Linked DNA regions of Mus musculus: region 2 is linked to region 1. Evidence: chromatin loops called from intact Hi-C (ENCODE). Cell type or tissue: left cerebral cortex. All regions are shown on one strand. Each heading gives the region's core, and the rest is flanking DNA. Links, peaks and the distances in the headings are about the cores only.

The links. Peaks named below come from ENCODE experiments on the same cell type or tissue, not always from the same donor. Only the 100,000 strongest peaks of a DNase experiment are listed, where the experiment ranks them.
Region 2: a loop joins it to region 1, with 2.5 times the contacts of the local background. A loop is called at or near these places in 7 of 42 quality-filtered maps.

What each region holds. Positions count from the first base shown.
Region 1 is chr1:39,007,486-39,015,719 of GRCm38, reverse strand. No RefSeq gene overlaps it. Among named protein-coding and RNA genes, the nearest start is that of Gm35222, 16 kb to the left of the region's middle. In left cerebral cortex, for the core only: a CTCF peak has its summit at 4,842 (motif pointing left); DNase peaks (open chromatin) are centred at 2,077, 2,918 and 4,832; H3K27ac peaks cover 1,137 bases.
Region 2 is chr1:39,082,303-39,090,536 of GRCm38, reverse strand. No RefSeq gene overlaps it. Among named protein-coding and RNA genes, the nearest start is that of Gm35222, 59 kb to the right of the region's middle. In left cerebral cortex, for the core only: a CTCF peak has its summit at 3,892; DNase peaks (open chromatin) are centred at 4,076, 4,738 and 5,769; H3K27ac peaks cover 3,080 bases.

The sequences.
Region 1 (8,234 bases), core at 1,835-6,834:
CAGCGATAAACCACAGGAACATGGTGCCCTGAGTGCGCTCGGAGGCGTGATGATTGATGGGCAGCAAGCCACATGGGCGATGTTGAAATAAGATCACTGAGCCTGGAGGTGGTGTACAGACTCTCCAGATCATATGAAGAAGGAGAAGGTTAGAGATGGGCAAGAAGAGGTAGGAAGGGGAGTGTGGGCTCTCTCAGCGTGTGTAATTTTAGGGTATCAGAGGACACGTGTGAGAGTGATGGGCTTAACAGAGGGGTTCCTACAAGAGAGGGCTCTTACCCATCCCAGACATTATTAAAGACAACAGAGCAACTCTGCTGAGTTCTGCTCATTTGCTGCTTATTACCGTGTATCCACAAAGATTTGTTACAGAATGTCTTCTTGGCCCCTTAACAAAGAGACTCTAATGATAAAAACCACTGGGGGACCGCAGCAGGCTGTTTATTGAGTGACTTGATGTTTCCAATGCCTCTGTACCAAAGGCCTAATTTCCCATTCCAAACCCTTTCTTCAGCTGTTTGTCCCCAGGTGGACGTGTATAGAGGACAGTCATGAAGATGCAGGGTACCAATCAGGCATTGACTTTATCTGTCATTTCTATCACTATGACAGAATATCCAAGGTAAATTATGTTAAGAAGAAAAAAGGTTTATCTTAGTTCATGGTCCCAGGGGCATCATCCCATGGGCAGCTGCCTCCATTAGAATGGCTAATGGGAAGACAGAATATCATGGGGGGGGGGGGAGACAGGATCACATGTCACAGGAGGTTGCATGCCTTGTGACAGTCAGGGAGCAGGCAGAGGATGTCTGTATGACTGGGATTCCTCCTTCTTCCTCTCTTGTCCCACATGGACATTCCCTTCCCATGTTAGGAAGTGTCCTCCCAGGCATGCAGAACAGGGCTTTACGAATCTAGGTGTCTCTCAAGCCAAGAGTCAAAGTTAACCATTGCACAGAGGCAAGCTTGAAAGCAGAGTGGAAGAGAAGATGAGGAGTCTGAATTCTACTCTGGCTAAACCTTTGTGCCTTCAGGAAAGTCATCGTCTTGTCTGAGCCAACCTCCAAGTGAGCAAGACTACTCTGATTCCATGGTGACCAACATTGTTACTGTATCGGGACTCCAGGGACACACGAACGGGGAGAGTCTGGTTCTCAAGTATGCATTGGTTCTCCTGGATGTGTAGAGAAAGCCTCATCTTTTATCCTTCATCCTTCCTACGGCCTTCTGGGTCAAAAGGGAAAGCAGTTACAACTGGTGCTGCCTTCAGCTGGAGCCTCCCTTTGCCAGGTAGGGCAGCCCTGGAGCCTACCCAATGCCCCTTCCCAGTGTAACTCCTGTGGTGGATGCAGGTCCAGAGGACATCTCAGTTTCTATCAACCAAATCATAAGCATCCCCCTCTGTCCACCTTTCCCACCTCATCAAGCATTTCTCCCTTCTAAGCGCTGCTATGAGGATGGGACAGGCATCCCTCAGCCTCCATCCTCATCCATAGACTCGTTTCTGTTTAAGCAAGACCCCCGACCTTCGTCAACCTGAGCATTAAGTTCAGGTCCCGGCACTGAGGTGAAGGACCAAGCATACATGGTTGGTAGTCTCTGGGGCTTGGGAGGCTCAGAGTCAGCCTACGGCAACCAGAAGAATCAAGTCCTCCCACAGCAGCGATTCTCCAGAAATGTTGCCATGGTAAAGAGGGATGGTAGAGCAGCTGGTGCTCAAAGAACCACTAGTATTAGAGGCTGCTGGTGATGCACACAGACACACCCAGGTTCATTCTGCCCAAACAGCATGAAAGTGTGTGTGTGTGTGTGTGTGTGTGTGTGCATATGTGTGGTGTGCATGTGTGTGTATGCACATGTGTGTGTGTGTGTGTGTGTGTGCCTGTGTGTCTGTATGTGTGTGTCTGTGTAAGAACACGGGGTCTTCAGTATGCACCCTTTACCACCGAGCTATGCATCTTTCCTGCTGGATGTGTTTTGTGATGACTGGAACTCCAAGTTTGGCCAGGATAATTCTGATGTTTATTGCTTATTCATGAACTTAGGAGGCTTCTGAAGAGACAAGCAAATTTAGAGTGTGGCCACTGTTACTCAAAACATAAAATCAGATTACCAAGATGCAGAACGGCAATGGTGACAGGCAGAGATTCTCAGCCCCAGAGCCTGTCGTGGAGATGAGGAGAGGCCAGTGGAGGGTTTTACTGCCAAGTGCTAGGCAGGAGTTTTGAGTCAGGGAAGTCTTGTGTGGTCATTTTGCTTCCACCTGCGACTCCTGCCTCAGGACGAACCAATCCCATTGGTGGAAATCTGTGTATTGAGGCTCTGCTTGGTGGAGACCCAAATGATGCAACTTCTGATTGGCTGGGGCCTGGCTAATTGCAGATGTTTATTGGTGAACTTACATACAGTGCAGATTTTGATCAGAGAGTTGGTATGGCTCGCCTGTCGTGAACCATCTCAAACCATCATGCTACCTTTATGGATGCATCATCTCCATATTTCATTAATAATGAAGGGCAAGGGCAGAGCTTGAATCCAAACACCTTCCTCATGATCCTAAGCATATGAGACAGAGATGGGTACAAGGCAGGTAACCTCAGAGCAGGCATACTTTAATGATCAAATAGGAGGCAAATATTCCAAGCAGAGGAAAGGAAGCAAAGAAATAATTAAACTCACTGTGAAAAACTGTTTGCCATTTGTGTGAGTCAATTCAGGTAATTTTGTGCTTTAAACTTCTGCTACTAAAACCCCACGAGCAGCTTAACTTCTCCAAAGTAAGTGTGGCGACGCTGTGTTAAGTGTCATGACAGCCACGAAATCACTTTCCGGGGCGCTATGAGGAGCACAGAATGTTATTGTTCAGTAGATTAAGATTATGGTGACTAACGTGTTATGAGCAATGTGCGTGGGAGATGATGGAATATATCCAAAGCTGTGAGGGAAAGGGTACAGGAAAAGCCTCTCTTGATGCTGCTCCCCGCCCCCGGCTCCTGCCAAGCTCACTACCCACAGCCTTCAAACAGGTTTCTTCTGGTGGTGGAGATGCAGGGTGGAGATGGGAACAGTGGCCCAATGGATCACACCTGTGTGTGCATGAGCGAGTGAGTGCGCATGTGCACGTCTGCCTGACAGCACAGGTACCACACATTAGTGGAAGATGTTGCAAGACTGGTTCAAGGGGCACACAGTAGGTGATACCAAGGCTAGACACCTGCAGCTTGAGGAACCTCAAACTGTTGTCCCTTTCTTTATACTTTTTCTATCTCAGTGTCCCCCAGCCCTAGAGATCTCCTATCTCCTGCCCCACCCCAACCCTAAAACTCTCAATGTCCCACGTTGTCCTTGTAACCTAGTGATTGGTCCTCAGCAGATGGGGAAAACTTTTCTTTCAAATGCTATGTTCTCAGAGTCCAACGTTATTCCTGTAAAAACTACTAAAATAATTGTGCTCCCACATTCCTGTAACTATAGCGCTAGGAAGGTGGGAGCAAGACACTCGAGGTCATCCTTGCCAAGATACTGAGTTCAAGGCTATCCTGGGATAAAGATCCTGGAGAGAGGGGGATGTGGGGTGTTAGCATGGGGCAGGTGGGGGGCAGCAGAGAGAACACTTAATTGCCCAGGAGACCAGCAACCAGAAAATTTTTTAAAAAAATAATATTATTATTTAGGAGAATTTCATTCAGAAGGCTCCAAAATCCCACCAGCAAACAATAGATTTAGGAAAATAAATACTATTTTCATAAACATTTGGGATATTCAATTCAGTTTTTGTGCTGAATTTCAATATAAGGAATATAAATTAAAAGGACTAACAAGGCCTGGTGTGTTTTTTGTTTTTTGTTTTTGTTTTTTTTTGTTTTTGTTTTTTTGGCTTGTTTTATTTTGTTGTTGTTGTTTTTGTTTTTCCTCTTGTTTTAAGCCACTAGCATTGGATTTATTCTACTATTACAAGATATTTCAGACACTCAACAAAGAGGCCTGTGGTGGTTAGTCAGCCAATGCAGGATCGCCTGTGAAGGGAATCTCACAGAAAGAGGGGCTGCATGAGATTGAGCTATAGTTGTGTCTCAGAGAGATTCTCTTGATTGTGTTGAAGAAAGAAACAAAGCAAAAAACAAAGCAGTATCTTAATAAAATAGGTAAAGAATGACTTTTTTTTTCTTTTTCTTTTTTTTTTTAGTGCAGGGGATTGAGCCTAAGGCTTCATGCTTATGGGGCAAGAGGTTTTAGCAGTGAGGCACATCTCCAAGCCTCTGTCATCACAATTGTCATTGTCAACATCATCATCGTCATTATCTTGAGATGGAGTATCAGTATGTTGTTCTTGAACATACTCTGAATCCCAGACCGTCCTTGAATTTGAGATCCTCCTGCCTCAGCTTCGAAAATGCCTAGGATTACAGGCCTGCACCACCAGTCTGGGCTAAGAACAAGCCATCAACACAGCTCCCTGACCCCCTGACCCCCACACCACTCCCACCAAAGTTCCCTTCCATGTTGGAAAAATTCAACCTGGGGCAAGAGCCAGCGCTAGGCCAGATTTCAGGGTGCTTTCCTGGGAAGAAGAACAAATGTCCCACTGTCCTGATCCTTCACACACACTGCAAAAGGCATCTCCCTCAAGAAAAGTCTTCTGCCTCCTCCATCAACCCGAGTTCCCTCTCTACCCGGTACTGAGTTTTCCTTAACCAAGCCAGGAGGCCCGGCCTGGACGAGCTCCCTAGGACCAGCGGATGCTCAACAGGTGCTTGATAAAAGATGGAGCTGAACACACTAAATGCCTTTAACTATTCGCCACAACTAGGCTTTAACTTGACTCGTTGTGACACCTAGTGGTGACTTCTTTCCACTTTGCTCCAACAGGATTAGCAGGAAAGTGTAGTTCCTACTACAGCAAAGGCAAAGCAAACCAGCTCTGGTCCAGGAACCTAGGATGCAAGAGCACCTGGGTGGCAAATGGTCGGTCGGTGTTTGCCCTCTGTGGCTTGCAGGCTAGCAGCGCTCACTGCTCTCATCAGGGTCAGTATAGCACTCACACTGCTCCGCAGCTCCGCGGCAGGAAGCCCACAGGAAATCATGGCTTCCATGTCACGTTGCAGAAGGGTAGCTGAGCCATGGAAACTGTCCCTGTTGCATGGAGCTACCTCTATTGCCCCTGTCTCAGGGGCAGACCTCAACAGTAGAGCTTTTATCTAAACAATCAAGTCCCTGGGTTTTATCTTCAACACCTTGTACCTTGCCAAAAGGGGGCGGGGGGAGCCATAAATTACCAATGTATGACAGTTAAAATAAAATTGAGCAGGCCGGGTGGTGGTGGTGCACGCCTTTAATCCCAGCACTTGGGAGGCAGAGCTAGGCAGATTTCTGAGTTCGAGGCCAGCCTGGTCTAAAGAGTGAGTTCCAGGACAGCCAGGGCTATATAGAGAAACCCTGTCTCAAAAACAAAAAACAAACATACAAAAAAAAATGAGCAAGAAATTAAAGATCTGTGATGTTTAATGGCACTCAAAGTATCTGTGAAAGTGTTAATGTTAGGTATGTTTTCAGAGGAAACTTCAGTATTAGATATAAAAATAGTACATGCAGCATGCATTTACCTCTTACCCTGTAAACCACTTCTTGGAATAAATTCTAAGAAAGTGGTTACAGAATAAAGAGACAGCCTGCAGGATCAGAGAAAACCTAGCTAGTTGAACATGACAGGATTAGCATCTAAACCATATAAAGAACTCGAGAAAAACCTAAAGAGCCAAACAGCTCAGCTGATAGATTATCAAGTTCAGTAAGCAGTTTCCAAATGATAAAATACAAATGATGGATAACAATGTTTTTTACAACCTGGAGGCTCACTAAGCATCAGAAAAATGTAAAGCAGAATTACATTGAGATTCTAGCTCCCCCCAGTCAGAGTGCCAGTCATTAAAAAGCAAGTAACCACAGATGCTCGTGCCGTGAAAGACAGCTGTGGTGGTTTGAATGGAAATGGCCACCATAGACTCACAGGGAGTGGCATTATTTGACATGGTTAGGAGGTGTGGCCTTGTGGGAGTGGGTATGGCCTTACTGGAGGAAATGCCACTGGTGGCTGGGCTTTGAGGTTTCAGATGCTCAAGCCAAGTCCAGTGTCACTCTCTCTTCCTGCTGCCTGCAGATCAGATGTAGAACTCTTAACTACCTTTCCTGCACCATGTCTGACTGCATGGAACCATGCTCCCTGCCATGATAATAATGGACTAAACCTCTGAAGTGTAAGCCAGCTGCCATAAAACGTTTTCCTTTGTGAGAGTTGCTGTGGTCATGGTGTCTCTTCATTGCAATAAAACCCTAAGAACCTTATACACTATACACTACGGGCAAGAATGTAAACATGTCCTGCCCCTATGGCAGCTTATAGTAGTGCCATTCTATAGTAGGCAGGTTTCTCAGAAACCTATATAGACCCAAGATATGACCTAGCCATACCTTCTATTCCTAGATATTTACCCAAAGGCCTCCAAGTCAGTCTATCCCAGTGACAACTGCAATAGAAACTCCAACTAAGACACTTGACTTAAACTTCCATTAATCCCCATGAAATTCATGTAGAAACCATCACTGTTGCCTCCTGAGAGATGGCACAGTCTCGACCTATGAGTGGCTGAGAGATATCAGTGGGCAAAGGATCTGCTACAAGAAATGATCTCCTTGCCTCAATGGTAGGCCATTGCCTGGATCATGTGGATAGAGGTATTGTCTTAGTCAGGGTTTGTACTCCTGCACAAAACATCATGACCAAGAAGCAAGTTGGGGAGGAAAGGGTTTATTTAGCTTACACTTCTAAATTGCTTTTCATCACCAAAGGAAGTCAGGACTGGAACTCAAGCAGATCAGGAAGCAGGAGCTGATGCAGAGGCCATGGAGGGATGTTACTTACTGGCTTGCTTCCCCTGGCTTGCTCAGCCTGCTCTCTTATAGAACCCAAGACTACCAGCCCAGGGATGTCACCACCCACAAGGGGCCTTTCCCCCTTGATCACTAATTGAGAAAATGCCTTACACCTGGATCTAGTGGAAGCATTTCCCCAACTGATGCTCCTTTCTCTGTGATAACTCCAGCTGTGTCAAGTTGACACAAAACTAGCCAGTAAAAAGGTTAACCATGTTTTATTGTTTATAGGAAAACAGACACTGTTGGAGATAGCTGTATTAAGTGAATTAAGCCAGTCTTATTGATTCTTAGATTTTATAAATTAATAGATGCTTAAAATCATGTGTACCATTAAAGTAGAAGCAAGACTGTCTAGGGATGGCTCAGCAGAAACTAACATAGTATGAAGAGTTAGGAGAAAATGAGGGTATAAGGAAAAAGCAATTGACTAAGAAGACAAAGGCATAGCATGTTATCAAAGCCAAGGTTTGTGTATCTGTGTGTGTGCACCTGAAATAATTTGCTCCCCATAGAGTAATAACTTTTATTTATGAAGTCAATAACTTGAAATAAATAATGATATAGCAGATCACTTACCCTATACTGTCCTAGCTCAGTTTCAGATGTGATGATGTAATTCTATGATTATTAACATAAACACTGGCCCAGAAGGAACCCTGAGTCTTCTCAGCTGGTAAAATGTGAGACTTGCACAGACTTCAGGCTACACATTCACATGTAGCCAACATGTCTCTGCACAGGGCCCTGCAGATATCCACTGCTGCGCACGAACCAGAACTGCCTGCCTTTGTGGACCTCAACTCGAATGAAAATTAGTTTCACTCAAAGGCAATAATAAATTCTACCTTGTCCAATCAGATGATGCCTGGCAACTGAGGAACGAAGGACATTGGAACTGTGAACCACAGAGAAGTTGCATTCTGAGACTCGGAGTGGACTACACGGTTCCCATTTCCCTTTTTGGGAAACACAGTTTTTTGGCAAGCACCTCCACTCAGGCCCAGGGCACTAGGCACAGTGGTAACACCATTCACCCCATAGGCAAAGCTGATTCAGAAAGCACACGGCCATCAATCAGCAAGTGGCCTTGCTGGGTTTCCTGTGTCACGGGTTTTCCTGCCTAGAATAGCTCCTTCCCCAGGCTCCCATTTACAGTAAATGTAATTACCTCTTAATGGCATCCATCTCCCTCTCGCTCTCTCCACCGCTCCTATTTTTAACCAGCACTACAGGAATATTTGTCCTCTCATTCACTGATGAGTTTTTGAGGTCACGGTTTGGCTTTTAAGATGACAGTGCCC
Region 2 (8,234 bases), core at 1,070-6,069, 76 kb before region 1:
CACACACACACACACACACACACACACACACACACACACACACAGAGTTTTCAATAAACAAAATAAAATGTTTATACTTTCAAGACTGCTTTTATTTCTTAAGACAGAACATGTCATATTAACAGTCACTTAACAAACAGATATGTATTTACTTAAATTTGCTTTTTAAAGATTTATTTGATTCATGAGTATGAGAGTTTTGCCTGTGTTTTGAGTATACGCATGTATCACATCACCATGTGGAGGTCGTGAGGCAAACCCAGGTTTTCTCTAAGAGCAGCAAGCGCGCTTAACAGACCCCACACTGTCCTACTTCACTCTGCTGAAAATGTGCTATTTTAGGAGATTCTTCACACTGCCCGAACGGTGACTCTGCACCCTGTTCTTTGAAAGCCGGTGCTGTCATTTTTTTGCTTGTCTCTTCCATAGTTTGTCTGGTGACTGAGCCGGGCCCACTCTGTGCTATTTATTCCCTGTGCACTGTCATGCCTCTATGCTGATGGCTGTATGTCAACTCGACCCGGGCTGGAGTCACCCCAGAGGAAGGAACCTCAGTTGAGAAGATGATTACCATACCGGAAATCTGTGGGCAAGTCTGTGAAGCATTTGTGTTTTCTTGATTGATGGCTGCTGTGGGAAGGCCCAGCTCACTCTGGACAGTGCCACAATGGCCATTTGGTGCTGTTAGAAGGCAAGCTGGCCAGGCAAGCCACAAGGACAAGCCAGTATTACACATCACTCCTCCATGGCTCTTCTTCAGTACCTGCCTCTAGAATCTCTCTCTGAGTTCTTGCCCTCGATGACGGACTATAATCTTGAAGTATAATATGAAATAAACCCTTTCCTTCTTGAACTAATTTTGGACATGGTTTCTTATCACAGAAGAAACTCTAACTAAAGCAGCCTGTAATGGCTTTGCTCCATCGCCCCTCCCCTTATCTTAACCTTTCAGTCTATTTGAAACTTGTTCTGGATCACCAGATATCCTGTGTTCTAGCCCTCTCAGCCTAGGAGATGGTCACCTCTTTACTGTGTGGCTTCAAGACTGATGCCATCATTGATGCAGAGCATCTTGACTGGGGTGGTCCATTGATGGCATCGCTGAATGGGGTTACACATACAGCTCTCTTCCCAGACTGCCAACACTGTTATTTAATTGATGATGGTTCTGGTTTTCTTTTGGGTAGAGAGACATGTATCACTCAGCCAGCGTTTTTACAGAGCTTATGATTAAGCTCATAGTGAGGCCTTTTCACCTTGCATGATAGATCTCTGTGCGTGCCATGTCAGAAACATTGGTGAATACGTTGGTGACTGCCCACAAGATTCGCAAGCTGTTGTTTGTTGACTGTAATTTGCCAAGTAATCCTGATCTCCCTGGGCAGCCGCTGCTGGCAATCACAAGTTCTTTAACTCTAGTCTAAGTCACTAATACTAATCCTCAGATCACACTTTTTACAGAGTCGTGTGTGTGTGTGTGTGTGTGTGTGTGTGTGTGTGTGTGTGTGTTACAAAATGGCTACAAATTATTAAAGAGGATATCGTAGTTAGTGCTCTATTGCTGTGAAGAGACTCTAGGACCATGGCAACTCTTACAAAGAAAAACACTTAATTGAGGGCTGTGACAAATGTTGAGGATCAGAAGAGGCTGAGCTGAAACAGTGCCACCCCTAACCCAATGGCCATTTGGTGCTGTTAGAAGGCAAGCTGGGAGCTGTTTCCTCAATGTTTCATTAGTACAGCCACTGGGTAGTCAGCATGGTCAGTGTTAGGGCCCATGAGAGTCCGGCTCTTCAGTGGTCTGCAGTGTTAGCAGGAAGTTAGCAGCCAGGAGGCCGGTGAGGCTGTCTAGGGTCATACACCACTACTTCTGCTTTGCTGTCCAACTAACTGAGCTTAGAATCCAAGCTAATTCTCAACCTGTAGGATTCAACCCAAATGACCCTTTGACAGGGGTCACCTAAGACCAAGAAAACACAGATACTTACATTCCAATTCATAACAACAGCAAAATTACAGTTATGAAGGAGCAACAAATTTTATGGTTGGGGGTCATCACAACATGAGGGACTGTATTAAAGGGTCACTACATTAGAAAGGTTGAGAACCACTGGCTTAGATCCCCCTGTCCCTCCTCCCCTTTAAAATGTGTGATTTCAAGTAAATTACTGACGCTCTATACCATACACCTTCCTGTGAAATGGAGATATGAAAAGGACTTACTATTGATCTTGGCCTATCCCATAATACTCCCTCTGTAATTTTCATTTCCTGTGTGGTCCTTTAGATTCCCCAGGGCTAACAGACATTGTCATGGCTCATCAAAGTCTTGCTCTGGCTTCTGTCTTCATCGTAGCCTCTGGATCAGTTTCCCTTTTTGTCTCATCACTTAGGAGTTGGACTTACCATTTACTAGCCCAGGAATCTGTGTGGATACAGGAAGAGATGACAAGAGGGTGTAGTCATTGCATACTGTTGGTGATTATTATGTAGCAAAAATGTTTTAATAAGGGTTCAACCTCCCCTCTAGCCCACTACTCAGCAGAGATAGTGGAAAGAAAAGTTATTAGCATATGGGAGAAGTGGACCTGCTCAGCAATAGTTCTTTGGGAGCAAGTTTGATCTTCTTTGGCAGTAGTTTAGTCCTGTAGCAAACACCAACTACAGCAGCAGCTGCAGACCAGTGCTCTCGGCAGGCAAATGCCATACACAAACTGGGAGCTACGGCCCAGTCCTTTTGGCAGGCAGGCACCAGGCACAAACATCAACCAGCCTGACATCTCCACAGAAGCGTCAAGCTGCCACGGTATCCTCAGGAGCAGTTCTTGGGTGAATTTCTCTCAATGGCAGCATTATCACAAGTCAAACTCAACAATTCTAGTAAAGCGAACCAATACTTGTGTGTTGTTATCAAAGAACAGTGAGGCGGAGCAAACCAAACCAATGCTCAGTGCTCGTCTGTCTCCCACTGTCTGTGGGGTCATATTTGTACTTCGTCAGCACGAGTCCTTTTGAGTGTTTGCTATATCAAAACATCCTTTCACCTGTGTCTGCTTCAGGAAAGCATTCTTTCATGTGTCTGCTTTAGCAAGACATCATTTCACCTATGTGCCTCAGCAAGCCCTCATTTGATATACTGACTTTCCAAAGATACCAGAAGTTTCCACTTCATTACTATCTATTGTTCTAATTCTCTTCTTTTAACATAAATGTTGCCAGTCTCTTATTATGCAGGGTTGGTAGGGATCTGTGGTTCAGGCACCCCCTGGGGGCTTTAATGTGTCTCTGATATATAAAGGGCACCTTACTGACTGCACCTCTGCTGTTGGTGTTCCCTTTGAGTCCGCTGTTCTGAATCACAAATGTGTGCTGGAGACCACACACCAGGCACTGAAGACTCAGTACACAGGAGGTCAGAGAGGTGGCTCCTGGTCTTCAAACATGAAGACATGAGGTGGACTCACCAGCACCCATGTAATAAACACACAATACACACCACACCACACACACACACACAGACTTGGTTGACAGAACAGATATGGCCACTGCTTCCATAGAAAGTGGAGACATTAGGTAAGAAATGTAGTGAGTACGGAGAGACTTTTGACAGGGAGAGTATATGCTGTGGATTTTATGGTCTGGGATGCCCTTCCCAGTCTGGGACCAGGCATGCCTCCCTAAAGCAAGGATGTGGATGGGAGATTAGAACCATATATTATTCTTGATTCATGGAAGAAATCTGGCTCTCTAGTAGGGAGCTCTCAAATATGCCCATGGAGGCTACATTCAGCAGAGAACATGAAAGACAGGGGTCCCCAGCAGATGCCCTGGACCTAGATGGGGTTTTTATTCTCAGAAATGTACAGACACAGCATGGGCTGGTCTCGCAACAGCGCTCCCTGTGAGGCTCATGCGCATGGGTTGGTCCTGCAATAGCCCTCTCCGTGAGGCGCATGCTCTACACTTGCAAGCTCTCTGTTTGTGGGTTTTCTATCATTTCTCACAAAGAAAAGGATCTTTTTGTTTACCGAGAATAAATAGCTCTTCGGAGTGATGAAACAGGCCCGATTGGCACTGCCGAGTGGGGTATGTAGGTCAGGACGTTCCTTGTTTGTGTTTCTTGGAGGCAGGTTGACGTTTCTCTTGTTTTGAAAAGACTCTCCAGAGAGCTTATTATCTAGGGGAGAGGTTGGTGGGCACCCTTCCAGGAAGTTCTGAGGGGACATGCCAGGAGCTTGTGGGAGGGGAGGAGGCAGAAGTAGGGGTGCAAGTAGTGAGGGGAGTGGAAGGGGGGATGGAAAAAGAGATCAGAGCAAATGCTGCAGCCCCATCCCCAGCCTCAGTCCAACACCTTGGACACAGCGGACTTTGATCACGGGAAAATGTGAGGCCAAAGGGGATTCTGAAGGCAAATGGCTCTTTAAATGGTACTTGTAGCTGAAATGACAGAAGCCCTTGAATCCGGCTGGGACATGCCTTTGTAGTTATTTACAAATTATCGAAGTGGATTCAACCCACATCTCCCAAGGCTGGCTCTGAGATCATCTAATGGCTCCATGGAGTGAGCAGAAAAAGAAGAAGCCACCAAAGACCCGGGCTTTGAGGGTAAATGACTGAGACTTCAGTTCACTATACTCCCATGAATTCTTGAATCAACAGATCTGAGTAACTAACGAAAGAGGATGCTTAGGATAAAACACCCCGACAAAAACAACTTTAAAAAGACGGTTTATTTTAGCTTCCAATCACAGAAGGAGAGATTCTGTCATGACAGGGGAGGCGGGAGAGGCGGAGCATGATGCTGGCGGAGGACGCTTTCATCCACGCACAGGAAGCAGAAGAAGAGAACAGGAAGTGGGGTGACACTACTTCCACAGCAAATCTGTACCTCCAGAGACACCACGACCTCTACACACAGCACCATCAACTGGGGATCAAGTGTTTGAATACACGAGACTATGAAGGACATTTCTCAATGAAGCCACCACAGCATGGAGAGTGTTTACAAGAGGCATTCAGTACGCCCCTGTCCAGTCTACCGCGACGTGTAGTTCTTGCTCTTCACGCTGATGTTTGGCTGTGGTTGCTATCACCAACTGTATCTCCTTCCCACCCTTTGCCAACAGGTGAACCCCAGAGGCATAGTGGGGCACATGGTTTAAATCTTCGATGTCCTGCAAAAGCTCATGCCTTTCAAGGCTTCTGCCCCAGTGCACTAGTGATCAGAGATAAGGTTTGGGGGAGGCAATGGGGACCATGATGCTCTGACGGCAAGAATGGGTTAATGCATTGGTGGATCTGTAGATTGATTGGTTTCAGAGAAGGGAGCTTGCTTCTTGGCCAGCACCAAGCAGCTTCACTTTATCAAGTACTTTGTGCCTTACCACACACCCACGATGATGTGATGGAGCAAGCATAGACTGGTGCCTCTAAACAGTGAGCCAAAGAACTCCTTCTCCTTTTACAGCGTTTCCCTCAAACATTTTGGCATAGTGATGGGAGCTGGGCAGCATGGGGCAGACCAGTAAACCCTGTCTAAGTAGGTCAAGCTCTTAAAGGGTAACCAAGATCTGAGAGATTTAGCCTCCTCTGGGACCATGGTTGACAACACCTTACTTAAGCACTATCTCTAAATCAGAAGAGAAGCAAAGACTTTCGCACCCACAAAAATGCACTCCTGGCTAAGAACTGCAACTTGTCTGGATAGGGATGTCTGAAGTACAGCAATTGCTATCCATAAAGCAACAGAGATGGATGCTGCAGACTGGGAACCATGAGAGGGAGGCACTTGGCTGCTGGAGGAAACAGGAGCGAACTGAATTCAGACTTGCGTTTCTAAATTCCTGACAGCAAAATTTGCTTTGATTTACAGGCCACAGCTTTTAACATCAGCCTTAGTTCTCCTGCCTGCCTGACCCAGAACATTTTGATTTACAAATTGGAAAATAAATGGGCTTTCACATCCTGGGACTGTCTTCCAAACCACTCCAATAAATTCTTCATCAGCAGCCCTCAGCTCTTGCTGCTTCCTCTCCATTTGGGCTGCTCTGTGAATTATGGGTGAATAAATCATGTTTTAGCAAGCCCCACAGTGCAACTACATTCTGTTCATCTGTCTCTCTTGGAAATAAGGCCGTGGGTATTTTGTTAAATTTAGGCAAGAATTGTGTGGTCTGTTTGGCAGGTCAGGCTTTCTTACCAAGATCCTCTCTTCCCTCACAATGCTGAAAACCCTTCTCAAAGATGCAACTCCCCCCTCCCATCTCCCAACCCTTTGTGCTTGCGTGGGTCTCTACCATGTCTGTATTTCTGCAGTTGATGGCACTCTCTGCAGCTCCAGCAGATGCCCACTTTGCAATATTCCTGGGGGAGTGAATTCTACTTTGAGGGGGTTTTTCGTTTTCCTTCAGGCTCAGTGGATAGCCATCTGAATATAGGCAGGATGCTGCCTCCAGTATAACTTCTAAGACCCAAGCTTTTTAGTAGTTGGTGATGTAAGCGTGAAGGCTCTGGAAGAATTGGGAGGGGGCAGAAGATCGCCTTGAAAGGTGTGCTTAGCTCCTGCCAGGATCTCATCAGTAGCCTGGCACCACAGATTCAACATCAGTAAGCTGGTCAGCATCTGTTGACGAGTAAAATTCCTGGCTACACTGGACTATCTATTAGTTACTTCAGTGTAGCTATGACCAAGAATAGCTAGAGGGAGGGAACATCTATTTTGTCTTGCGCGCGCGCCGGACTCGACCAGCAAGAACGACGCTGCAACAGGATCCTTATGCACACGTTTATTGGGAGAGCTTGATTGCAGAGGCGAAAAGACTTCGAGCCCAGAACTGGTGCTGCTTTTATAGGCCTAGGAGAGGCGTGTCTCATACCCGGATTGGTTATGCACTAAGCCTCATTTGCATGTTCCTCATCTGATTGGCTACTCTCTCTCAGTACCTCACAATCCTTAATATCTACTACTATAATTCTCCAATCCTTAGGTAGAGCTGAGAGTAGGGGGAGTCCTCTTTATACAGAACCCATAACTTGCATTTGTGCATTAATGGCTCTTAGGTCATGTAACAATCTCCATTTACCTGACTTTTTCTTTACAAAAAAAATGGGGGTATTCCAGGGTGATTGAGTGGGTTCCACATGTCCCAGGTCTAATTGTTCTTGTACTAATTCTTTAGCTGCTTTTAATTTCTCAGAAGGTAAAGGCCATTGAGGCACCTACACCGTGTCCTCCGTATGCTACGGGATGGGCAAAGGCTCTTCAGTGGCCCCTAGAAAAAACCCAGCCCTTTCTTGTCTGCCTTTACAGTGGCTTTAACTGGTGAAATTCTACCTTGTAAATTTTTTCCAAGACCTAGTCCAGGTATATATCCCATTCCTTTCATCATTTCCTTGCTTTTTTGAGAATAGTCATTAGTTAGTATAAAGTTCATAGCTGATAACACATCTCTCCCCCATAAGTTTACAGGTAAAGGGAGTACATAAGGTTGAAAAAGCCCTGTCCTTCCTTCTTTATCTTTCCATTGTACGGATTTTGCACTTATAGTTGGGGTAGCCTCATATCCTAATCCTTGTAAGCTATGTGACAATTGATTAACAGGCCAAGAAGCAGGCCACCACTTACTAGATATAATGCTTTTATCTGCTCCTGTATCCATTATACCTTGAAAGGGTTTTCCTTCTATTTGTAAAGATATGTACTTTATTTTCAAACCTACTCTTTCTACCCTTTGTACACTGCTTTTGCATATCATCTGTTTTCTTATGTTGTTTAGAATAACTCCAACCTTGAGTTTCCAATTTTAAGCTAACTTTCTGTTACAAGCAAAAGGCTGCCTGCCCCTTTGAAAGCTCCATTTGCAATCAGCCCTCAGCAGGGCTTTTTCAGCTGTACTTGACTCCCAGCCACTGTGCAGCTAACTTGTCAATTTTTGCTGTGCAGACTGAGACTGCTTTTTTATTTTTCAACATGAAACACAGAACAACAATCATTCAGTCATCCAAGCAAAAACAAATACGAGTTGACAGACATATAGACAATTTGGTGCACCAAAAAACAGACAATAGAACACAGATATCCTATTCGAAGCTAAAAATATTTCCATAGGAGCCAGAGAGGAAGCAGGACGTCTCCCGTTTTCCGTCTGTCCCTAGGAAGGCTCTGAAATAGCTTATTTTCATTTTTTCTCCTTCTTCTAGGAATTCTGCACAGTGGCTGCTTCTAATAGTTACTC